Regions from separate parts of the Homo sapiens genome. Here region 2 is linked to region 1. Evidence: read pairs that join two places in POLR2A ChIA-PET (ENCODE). Cell type or tissue: GM12878. All regions are shown on one strand. Each heading gives the region's core, and the rest is flanking DNA. Links, peaks and the distances in the headings are about the cores only.

Region 1 (5,367 bases), core at 280-5,279:
TACCCATTAACAATAACCATTCTCCCCTGCTCCTGGTAACCACCATTCTACTTTTTGTCTCTATGAATTTGTCTACTCTAGGTACCTCATTTAAGTGGAATCATACAGTTTTGTCCTTTTGTAACTGGCTTATTTCCCTTAGCATAATGTGCCTAAAGTTTATCTATGTTGTATAGTGTTAGAATTTCCTTCATTTTTGAGGCTGAATAAGATTGCATTGTATGTATATACCACATTTTGTTGATCCATTCACCTATTGATGGACACTTGGGTTGCTTTCACCATTTGGTTATTGTGAATAATGCTGCTGTAAACATGAGTATACATGGATGTCTCTCTTCAAGTCCCTACTTTCAATTCTTTGGGGTGTATACCTGGAAGTGGAATTGCTGGACCCTATGGTAATTCTGTTTTTAATTTTTCAGGAATCACCATACTGTTTTCCATAGCTGCCGCCCCACTTTACGTTCTCATCAGCAGTGCTCTAGGGTTCCAATTTCTCCACATCCTCACCAACACTTATTTACTGTGTTTTTGATAGTAGCTCTCCTAATGGTTGTGAGACAATATCTCATTGTGGCTTTGATTTGCATTTCCCTAATGATTAGTGATATTGAGCATCTTTTCATGTGCTTATTGACCATTTGTGTGTCTTCTTTGGAGAAATGTTTATTGAGGTCTTTTGCCTATTTAATTGGATTCTTTATGGGTTTTTGTTTCAGTTATACGAGTTCTTTCTGTGTTCTGTATATTAATCTCTTAACAGATACATGATTTGCAAATATTTTCATCCATTCTGCAGGTTGCTTTTTCATTCTGTTGTGTCCGTCGATGCACAAAAGTTTTACATTTTCATGTTATCGAGCAGTTTTTTCTTTTGTTGCCTATGCTTTTTGTATCATATCCAATAAACCATTGCCAAACCCATTGTCATGAAGCTATCTCCTGTTTTTTTTTTCTAAAAGTTTTATAGTTTAGGGCTTATGTTTAAGTCTTTGATCGATTTTGAGTTAATTTTTGTGTATGGTATAAAGGTAAAGGCCAGCTTCATTTTTTTCTCATGTGGATATTATTTTATCAGTACCATGTGATTATTCTTTCTCCATTGAGTGGTCTTGGTAACCTTGACAAAAATTGTTTGACCATATATATGAGGGTTTAGTACTGGGCTCCCTATTTTATTCCATTGGTCTATGTCTGTCATTATGGTAATACCAGACTGTTTTGATTACTGTAGCTTTGTAGTAAATTTTGAAATCAGGAAGCTGTAGGGTTTTTGTAGATGCCCTTTATCAACTTGAGAAAATGCTGTTGCTAGTTTGCTAAGAGTTTTTTTTATCATGAGTGGTGTTGTTTTCAGATTAATAATTAATTACTAATCTGTAAATCAGTTATGTTTTCATACCAATTCTCCATCTAGATTGTTTAGACTTAATATGGTGAATTACACTGATTGAATTTTGAAACTCAGGCTAGCCTTTTAATGCTGAAATAGACCTCATGTGGTCAGTGATGTATTATAATTTTCCAGTGTTGCTGAATTCAACTTGGTAATATTTTGTTAATGGATTTTTGTGATTATGTGTAGAAGAGCCAAAACCTATGTTTTAATCTTGGTGCCATACTGCCTTCAAAAGACTTTTTTTTTTTTTTGAGACAGGGTCTTGTTCTGTCGCCCAGGCTGGAGTGCAGTGGCGTGATCTTGGCTCACTGCATCCTTCGCCTCCCAGGTTCAGGCGATTCTTGTGCCTTAGCCTCCTGAGTAGCTGGGACTACAGGCGTGTGTCACCTACCTGGCTAATTTTTGTATTTTTAGTAGAGAAGGGGTTTCGCCCTGTTGACCAGTCCGGTCTCCAGCTCCTGGCCTCAAGTGGTCCCCTTGCCTCGGCCTCCCAAAGTGCTGGGATTACAGGTGTGAGCCATTACACCCAGCCTCCAGAAGACTTTTATTTTTCCTTAATTTCTCATTTTGGGCATATTCCCTTTTATTTGTTGAATCTGCATTAGTTTAATTTTTCGTGTAGTCATAAACCAACTAATAGGCTTTCTAGATGGGCATAAGCGCTCTCTCCTCCTCCTTCAGTTTTTAAGTCTCCATCTAGTGGTCTATTCTGGAAGCACAGAGGTGAGAACCTGTGTTAATGTATTGGTGGGTATGCCAGTTTTGTCCATTAGGTGGCAACAGGCCCTAACCAAAGAGGGAAGAGCACTCAGACTGAAAAATAGAAAACCTGTGCTTGCAAAACTCGGAACAAGATTTTCTGGTACAGCTAGGCTTCAAAATCTTGGAGAAGGGAGTTGTATACCCTTAGGTCATTCTAAGAGCATGTACAAAAACTCTAAAAATATATGGGGCCTATAGTCCCAGCTCCTCAGGAGGCTGAGGCAAGAGGATTTTTTGAGCTGCAGAGTTCAAGACCAGCCTGGGCAGCATAGTGAGACTCTGTATCTTAACAATAAAGACACATGGGAATTCATTTCCCTGTCTCACTTCTCTTGCCTCTCAAGCTTGAAAATCTTGACTTACTCAGTGGGTATCCAGTGGTCACTTTTCTTTGAATATTGGCAGTAGGAGGTAATAGGGACAGAAGGTTAAAGTAATAGAGTAGACCCTTAATGCAAGGGGATCTGAGTTTGGGGATGGGGTGAGAAGGATGTGCCTGAAACCTACTTTATTAATGATAAAAAGAAGAAATCTACTTGCAGAGAGATTTCAGGGAGAGGCATTAATGGCTCCTCGCCATTTTTGGGTCTGACACTCCATTCCTTGGGCATGGATAAAGGAGTGTTTGTGAATGTTGTCTAAGATGTGGCTTTTTTTTTTTTTAAATGGAAATAGGAGAACAGATTTTCTTTGGCAAGGAATTGTTTAAGGCAGTGGTGAAGGAAGAAGATCAGTTAAGGGGGTGTGAGATTCCATGAAGTGGTGGATAGAATTTATAGGGCTGTGAAAATTAAGATAATGTTTGGGGAAGACCACTAGGGTGTAAACAGTGTGACCTGGCAGGCTAGAATAGATTGCTTGGTTATGGCAAAGATGCCAGCTTTTTTTTTTTTTTTTTTTTTTTTTTTTAAACCTTAGCTGACTTAGGCATGTAAAAATCTACTTAACTTGCATGTTCCTGCTTTCCGGTTCATAATTATTCATTGGCAGTGGACTATTATGTACAAATAGGCTTGGAGTAAGGATGATAGATGCGCTTTAACAATTGGGTATGGTTCATATTTGAAACATGACATATGCATGTCAAGATTTAATTACTGGAAAATTTCAAAATAAGGATACTGTTAATGTAATACCTATCATTATACACCACATGAATCAAACTAACTTGAAAATGATGATGCTGAATGAACTGTAATTGAAGAGTAAAGCAAAAATAGCAGCAATTGAAAACTACCACTAATTTCCTCAACAGTGATAATGGAGTTCTTCTGAGAACTGTAAGATTTCCAGCTGATCTTACGTGTGCAATTGCGGAAGGATCTTTGCAACTTTTCCACCCATTTTTGGCAACTAGGCTTAGTAGAATACTAGAGTCTCATTCGTTTATAAACATTGAATTGTATTAATAGTCACTTAACAAGTTACTTGCATGTAGCTTTTAATCACAGGCAGAAATAAACTGAACACCAGTCACTCATAAGATGGATGAATGTTGGATTAATTCACCAGGAAGATCCTTTATACCTTGAGAATCATGGGGCTAAGAGGTTGGGAAGGAGGAGGATAAGGTAGAAAAATAGCCTTAGGCTGAGGCTCATTGCAATGAACCTTTGATGCTAAATGTGAAATAGAAAGGGGGTGTTTTTTCTGTGACTTAAAGCAAAACCTCAACATTGTGTGTGTATGTGTGTGTGTGTGTTTCATTGTGTATTCACAGGTGTTTATAATAGTTCTGATACAGTTGGTAGGATTACTACATGTGGTCAGTTCTGTTGACAGAATTATTATTTGTGACTTTTAATAACCAAATGATTTTTTTAAGGAATTGTTTTTCTGTTACGTTGAATGGAGAAGTTCTATGTCATCGAGAAGGAAATAAAGTCCTTCATGTAATGATTTTGTGCGGAGACTTTTGTTGACTTGTCTCGTGTCTGATCATTTGGCCCCTCAGTTGTCCAGCATAACTAAGATGCAGTAAAAAACCAAGCCCTAAACATTTTCCATTTTCATCAAAATAATATTAATTATGGGATTGAGTGATTCTCTTTTCTCTGGAGTAGTTCAATGGCAAGGAACAGAAACACTCTCAAGCTAGTTTAAAATAGGGACATTGTTAGAAAGTACTGGGTTTCTTTTTTTTTTTTTTTCGAGATGGAATCTCACTTTGTTGCTCAGGCTGGAGTGCAGTGGCATGATCTTGGCTCACTGCAACCTCTGCCTCCTGGGTTCAGGCAAGGTTCAAGCGATTCTCCTGCCTCAGCCTCCCGAGTAGCTGGGGTTATAGGTGCCTGCCACCTTTCCCAGCTAATTTTTTGTATTTTTAGTAGAGACAGGGTTTCACCGTGTTGGTCAGGCTGGTCTCGAACTCCTGACCTCAAGTGATCTGCCCGCCTTGGCCTCCCAAAGTGCTGAGATTACAGGTGTGCGCCAACCCACCTGGTGCAAAAGTATTTGTTTTCTCTTGGGGCTCAATGGCAGAGCATGCAATTGAATTTCATGAAGAACCAAGGCCAGGATTTCTTTTCCATCTCTCTGTGGCTATGTGGAGTCTCATTTCTGCTTTTTCTAGTGCCTCTGGTTGATAACTTCTTTAGACTGATACTCCTCGCTTCTGTGTCCATGATGGAAAATGGCTGCCCCTCCCCTCCCCTGGCATGTCACATAGCCTTCTAGCACCCATGCTTGACACAGACTAACTAAAGTATTTGTGTTCAAATTGTAAACACTTAGGAAGGAGTATAAGCCCAGATTGGATCAGGGTCCATTTGTCCTTTCAGGAGCTATGGTAAATTGACTATTCAGTAGAAGCTGTAGAAGTATTCTAAGGAGAATATAAATAGAACAGAGAAATTATCTGACATGATTACTTCAGTCAGGAAATAGGCAGGATGGAGATTCTGGAAACTGACTATGGAATCTGGTATTTGAGCCAGGACAATGAGCAGACAGGGAAAACTCAGGGGCATAGATTAATGGATTAATTAGGAATTATTTGCTGGGCCTGAGATGAGAGAGGATGGGGATCTGAGAAATGCAGTGAGAATCCAGGTATTAATTGATGCTTGACATTTGGCAAGTAGAAGAGAGATATATTCAGGTCACGCAGTTACTGGCTGTGGGTATAAGCTTTAAGACCCAGAGCTCTTGGTCTTGGAATGCTAATGACCAGATGGGCTGAGAGTTAAGACCTGGGCCAGTGG
Region 2 (5,367 bases), core at 368-5,367, 220 kb after region 1:
GCAGATTTAACTGCCCAGATAGACGGTTTCATTTAAGCGGCAGTAACTGTCAGTCCTGGGCTGACAAATGACACCTCACTGACCACTCTGCCGGCAGAGCGCAGTGGCCAGCCCGTGGTGTGTCAGCCACCAGAGAATTACACAGCCCACCGGCCTTCACAGCCAGACCAATCGGACCCCAGGGGGCTCCAGAGGGGCCCTGCTGGGAGGGAGGTCAGCTTGGCACCCATAAATACCGGGTCTCTGAGGCAGCCTGCAGAGCGTCAAGGCTCCAGGAAGATTTGTGGCGGTCCGGTGGGAGGGGTGGATGGCTGATGTGCCCAGCAGACAGGCCAGGCTGGTGGGAGACCCAAGGGCTGGGGCTGCAAATGTCATTGTTCCCAGGGCGACAAGGAGGCCTGAGGGTAGAGGAGCCTTTAGCTTAGGGAGGAAACTTCGGAAAGTGAAAACCAACCCTCTCTGGTTAAAGGAACCTCTTAGCCACCTGCTTTCTCATGCAGGGGGGCTGGCAGCTATGGCCCTGTGGTTTTCTTTTAAATAAAAAGAGGTTGTGTGTGTGTGTGTGTGTGTGTGCGCATTCTCATCTGTGTGGGGAGTGTTTTGGAGTTTGGTGTCTTTATGCATCCATCTGTCCACCCAAGGAAAGCAGTGAGTACAAGACCTGCTTGGCCAAGGGGCAGGTGGGATCCCGGCCGGGCAGCATCCACGTAAGAACCAACAGCAGGTCCACCGATTCCCATACATCCCAATGTGTGTTCTTACGTTTTAACCAAAAAAGAGAGAAATTACATTTCCTGCTTCACAAAACAGGAAATTAGGGTGGAGGATGCATGGCCGGATGGGGGCTCGAATGCAGGGCACGGGGCACCAAAGCCTCAGCGACCATATTGTGGCTCTGTGCCCCTGGCACCCCTATCAGCCTCACTGGGCAGGGCTGCCCCATCCAGGGTCTAAGGTCTGGGTACAGAGCCTGCTCCCAGGGCTGGGCCAGCCGGGTCACCGTGACCCATCTGCTTTTGGCCTGAAGCCTTATCTCCTCATTCTACCCCTTATCGCTCCTCCGCCACCTCCCCACCCCCTTGTGTCTTCGTTCTGGGCGCAAGCGTGTCTGCTCCTGTGGGCCTGCGAGGGGCGGGGGGACAAGCCTGGCCCTGCACCACCACCTGGGTGTCTACGGTGGGCCTGAGTTTTTCTTGCTGCCAGTGTGACCCCTGGGCAGGCCCCTCCTTCCCAGGTCTCAGGAGGTTCTCAGGTCCCCAGAAGTCTGGCCGGTAGGAACCTCTGGGCAGAGCCCAGCTGCCTGAAGCCCGAGTGTTGCCTCCGGCAGGCCTCTGTTTCCTTATCTGTAATGTGGGCAGAATGTCGGCAGGGCAGGGGTGAGGTGTCCTGTGCCACACTGGGCGCCGTGCCTGGTGATAGGTGCCCTCTGAGCCTTGGCTCCCTCCTGGAAACCGCGGCTCCATGGGGGCTGGCACTTCCAAGGAGAGATACGGAGAGATGGCCGAGTCAGCCCCTGCCCAGGCCTCAGTCTCTCCGGGACCCTCCCAGTCAGGGCTGAGCCTGGGGGCACACGGCTGATGGTAGGGGCTCTGGGAAGAAAGCTTTGCTGGGAGCTGGAGGGAGCTCTGGACCCAGAGGTGAGGTGTGGATGGAGGGAATGGACACAGACCTCCCTCTTTTCCACCACGTGGGCCCGGAGGTCTGTCTGTGTGCAGTTCCTGACTTCTCCCTCTCCTTTTCTCCCCTTCTGTCTGCCTGAGGACACAGGCCCCAGGGACGCCCCAGGAGAGAAGGGGAACAGAGAGCGGGGTGCTTCTATCTCCTACGAGACAGAGCTGTTCATTAGGCTTGGCCCAGTTCCCCTCTGACTGGGGGCCGCCCCTAGGTGGGGAGCAGTCCCTCTGAGCCTCTGGTCCCAGGTAGAGAGTGGTCTCTGTGTGCCTCTGGCCCCAGGTGGGGAGTGGCCCTTCTGAGCCCCTGGCCCCCAGTGGGGAGTGGTCTCTCTGAGTCTCTGGCCCCAGGTGGTGAGTGGCCCCTCTGAGTCTCTGGCCCCAGGTGGGGAGTGGCCTCTCTGTGTCTCTGGCCCCAGGTGGGCAGTGGTCCCTCTGCTCTCTGTGCTTGTCTTGGGGAGCACCTTGCCAGTCATCAGCCCCTCTGACCACTGCTCTGGGGCCCAGAGAAGAGCTGAACACCAGTTCTGCCTCCCCAGACCTCACAGGTATTGGTGAAGACAGAGGCATTTAACTGATGCCATGAGATGTTGCAGATTCTGCATCCAGAGGGTGGAGAGGGCCTCGAGGAAGGAGAGGGATCAGGTAGAGGATCTGTAGAGGAGGCAAGGAGCCTGTGAGAGACCAGGAACTCCTGGATGGCAAGGAGGGTGAGTGAGAGGTCCTCTTCCACACCTAGTGGTTAAGAGCGCAAATCTGGAACTAGACAGAGCTGTGTGGCCTCTCTGTTCAGTTTCTTCTCTCTATCATGTGGGTGGCGACTATACGAAACTCGCAGGGCTGTAGGGCTGCAGTGGAATGACTGTCAGCTGTCATGGTTTGCATTTGCCATAGGGCACGGCCCAGGAAGGTGCGCCAGAAGTGTCTTTTGGGTCGATGGTGGCCAGCTGGTGAGTGGCACGGGCTGAGAGGGATGGGGCTGTGTCTGCCCAGGCCCATCTGCAGTGCCCAGTGTGCTTCCAAATACCCAGAAGGGCTCGTTTTGTCACAGTGGAGATTGTGGACCGGGAATGCCAGCCGTGGCCCTGGCCTGGCCCTGCCTCTGTGTGATCCCGGGAGAGTCTCTTGCCCTTTCCGGGTGGCGGATTCCTCAGCTGAAAAATAGGGATTGGGGCCAGGGGATCCCTGGCTCTGCTTCTGAGTCCTGCAGAGTCAAAGGACACTCCAAACAGGGGCTGGCCCTGCCCCTGCACCGAGTGTCTCTGGCCGCAGCCTGGGCATTCGGAATCAGCCCCTTGTTGCTGTTCGTTTCTGCTTCATGTGCCAGGCCATTGCCGCCCCCCTGCTCATGCCCTGGGCCTGACCTCAGGCCAGGTGGGACCTCCCTCCTCCTCCTGAGCCTGAGAGCTCTGCGTAGGCCCGGGGGGGAAGCCCTTGGTTTCTCCCTCATGGCTCCTGTTTGAGCAGTTGGGGCTGCCAGAGGTGTGACCGACCACAGGCTTTTAAATGTGGACAAGGTTAAAATTAATAATAACCTTGCCAGGCATTTGTAGGAGTCCTTTGCAGAGCACCTGCATGGACATTAGTCACTAACATGTATGGCATACCTAACATGTACTGGACTGTCCGCTCAGTACTTTGCCCACTTTACAGATGAGAAAACTGAGGCACAGAAAGGTTACCAGGACTTACGTAAAGTCATACAAAAGACAGAGGTGGGGCCTGAAGCCTGGCCCATTCAACCCCCAAACATCCCTTTGTTAACTGGCCAGACCTCTGTTGCACTTTGATAGCCTAGACATCTGGGTAGATGGGCACAGAGAGGTTAGCTTGCCCAGGCTGCACGCCTAGTTGGGTCTCAGTGGGAGGAGAAGGGGTGAGAGGAAGGTCCCTGGACCCTGGCTGGAGCCCGGCCCCCCGCGTGCCTCTTCCTTCCAGGTGGCCGACCAGATGACGCTGCTGCAGAACTGCTGGAGCGAGCTGCTGGTGTTCGACCACATCTACCGCCAGGTCCAGCACGGCAAGGAGGGCAGCATCCTGCTGGTCACCGGGCAGGAGGTGACCAGTCCCTCGGCCCCGCCCCTGGGCCCCGCCCTGGCCCCGCTGTGCACTTCCAGGATTCAGGGCCCCGGAGAGGAGGACCCAGGCCTCTCGGGGCTGGCTCTGGGCACCCTAATTATCAGCCCTTTCCCCACGTTCATGGAACACCCACTGGCCCAAACCCTCTGTGAGCAGCCCTGGCCCAGGCTTGAGAGGCGCCGGCCCCTGGGAGCCCTGCTCTTGGGGAGCAGCTCAGGGGGTGTGGGCATGGTGAGGAGAGGCTCATGGAGGAGGAGGTGATGGTGGCCCTGGGTCTGGAAATAACACACTGGAGTTGGCTGGGGAATGAGGGATGAGGGGGGCAGTCCCCACGTCTACCGCAGGCTCAGAGAGGGTGGAAGTGTGGAGCCCCCGGGCCCTGCTGGTGCCGGTGTGGGGGTGGCATGAGGTGAGAGATGAGGGAGGCTAGGGGGTTGCTAGTGCTGGCTTAGCAGGCAAACCTTGCAGGCCCTAAATCTCGAATGAATGAATGAATGAATGAATGGGCAAAGGGCTCCAGAGAGCTCAGAGTCGGAATTTGGGCCCCCTTAGAGCAGGGAATGAGGATCTGGGGAGTAGAAAGTCCAGATGCAGCAGGGGTCCGGGGAGAGCTTTAGGAGGAGGAGGGACATGGCCAGGTGGTATCTGAGGAGGCAGGCGGAGGGGTCAGGATGGGAGGTGGGGGGCCAGGGTGGGGACACGGGGGCACAGCCACGGAGGAAGACTCACCTGGAGAGATGGGCTGTAGGGAAAGAGAGGGAGGGGGGGAGGCAGAGAAGGGGGTTGATGGCCAGGGTCCAGCCTGCTGGCAGGAGTGCCACTCTCAGGTGGGGACACAGGAAGGGCCGTGGGGTCGGTGGGTGCTGTGGGGTGGGGAAGACAGACTCTGCTCCCAGCTCCAGCCCTCCCAGGCCCCCACTGCTCATCTCCAGCTCTCTCCTCGGTGTCACAGGCCATCGGGGCAGGAGGACGGGACGGGCAGCACTGGTCCCAGGGGGGTGTCTTTGGGGCTCCCTGTGAGCGCAGGTGCCTGCAGTCTGCATGAAGTGTGGGTGTCCGCAGGCTGGCTGAGTCTCTGTGGCCATGGGAATGCCTGTTTGTGTGTGTGTGTGTGTGTGCCTGCCTGTGTTTTATTGTGCAAAATCTCCACACACATCAGTGTGTGGGTGTCACTGTCTTCCCATCAACCCGTAAATGTGATCACATACATGGGTGTATGTGTTGCCGTGAGTGTGAGCGTACAAGGGCGGGTGTGGCCGTGTGCACACGTGTGTGCCTTCACTTCACAGAGTGGGCGACCCCATGACTGTGCTCGTGTGTGTGTGTGTGTGACTCTGAGCTGAGCTGTGACCCAGCGTGTAGGTGTGAACATGGGGGCTCTGGGAAGCCATGTGGATGTGTCTGTGTGTCCCCACACAGGCCTGCCCTCCCCAACCCCTCCCCTCCCAGCATGTAGAGGGGCCCCCTGAGCTGCTGGTGCTGCTGGGCCTGGTGCTGGGGTTTGTGTGTGAAGGAGGGGTGGACGCGGGCAGAACGTGGGTGCCTCAGCTCCGGGCTTGGCGGGTTGAGGAGAGCTCGGAAGGGTGGGCCCGGCAGCGTCCCCGGGGCTGTGCAGATG

Evidence for each region. Peaks named below come from ENCODE experiments on the same cell type or tissue, not always from the same donor. Only the 100,000 strongest peaks of a DNase experiment are listed, where the experiment ranks them.
Region 2: POLR2A ChIA-PET joins it to region 1 with 5 read pairs; 1 of 35 experiments calls an interaction of 5 or more read pairs at or near these places.

The regions. Positions count from the first base shown.
Region 1 is chr9:124,708,894-124,714,260 of GRCh38, reverse strand. All of the region lies in intron 2 of NR6A1 (nuclear receptor subfamily 6 group A member 1), which reads left to right. It overlaps LOC124902269 (a long non-coding RNA gene), which reads left to right. Exons shown (of 2, transcript XR_007061772.1): 2 at 426-927. Among named protein-coding and RNA genes, the nearest start is that of MIR181B2, 18 kb to the right of the region's middle. In GM12878, for the core only: a CTCF peak has its summit at 2,145; a DNase peak (open chromatin) is centred at 2,160.
Region 2 is chr9:124,491,391-124,496,757 of GRCh38, reverse strand. It overlaps NR5A1 (nuclear receptor subfamily 5 group A member 1), which reads left to right. Exons shown (of 7, transcript NM_004959.5): 5 at 3,609-3,728. Among named protein-coding and RNA genes, the nearest start is that of NR5A1, 13 kb to the left of the region's middle. RefSeq lists a silencer at 447-496. In GM12878, for the core only: no CTCF peak of the experiment used is centred there; a DNase peak (open chromatin) is centred at 2,456.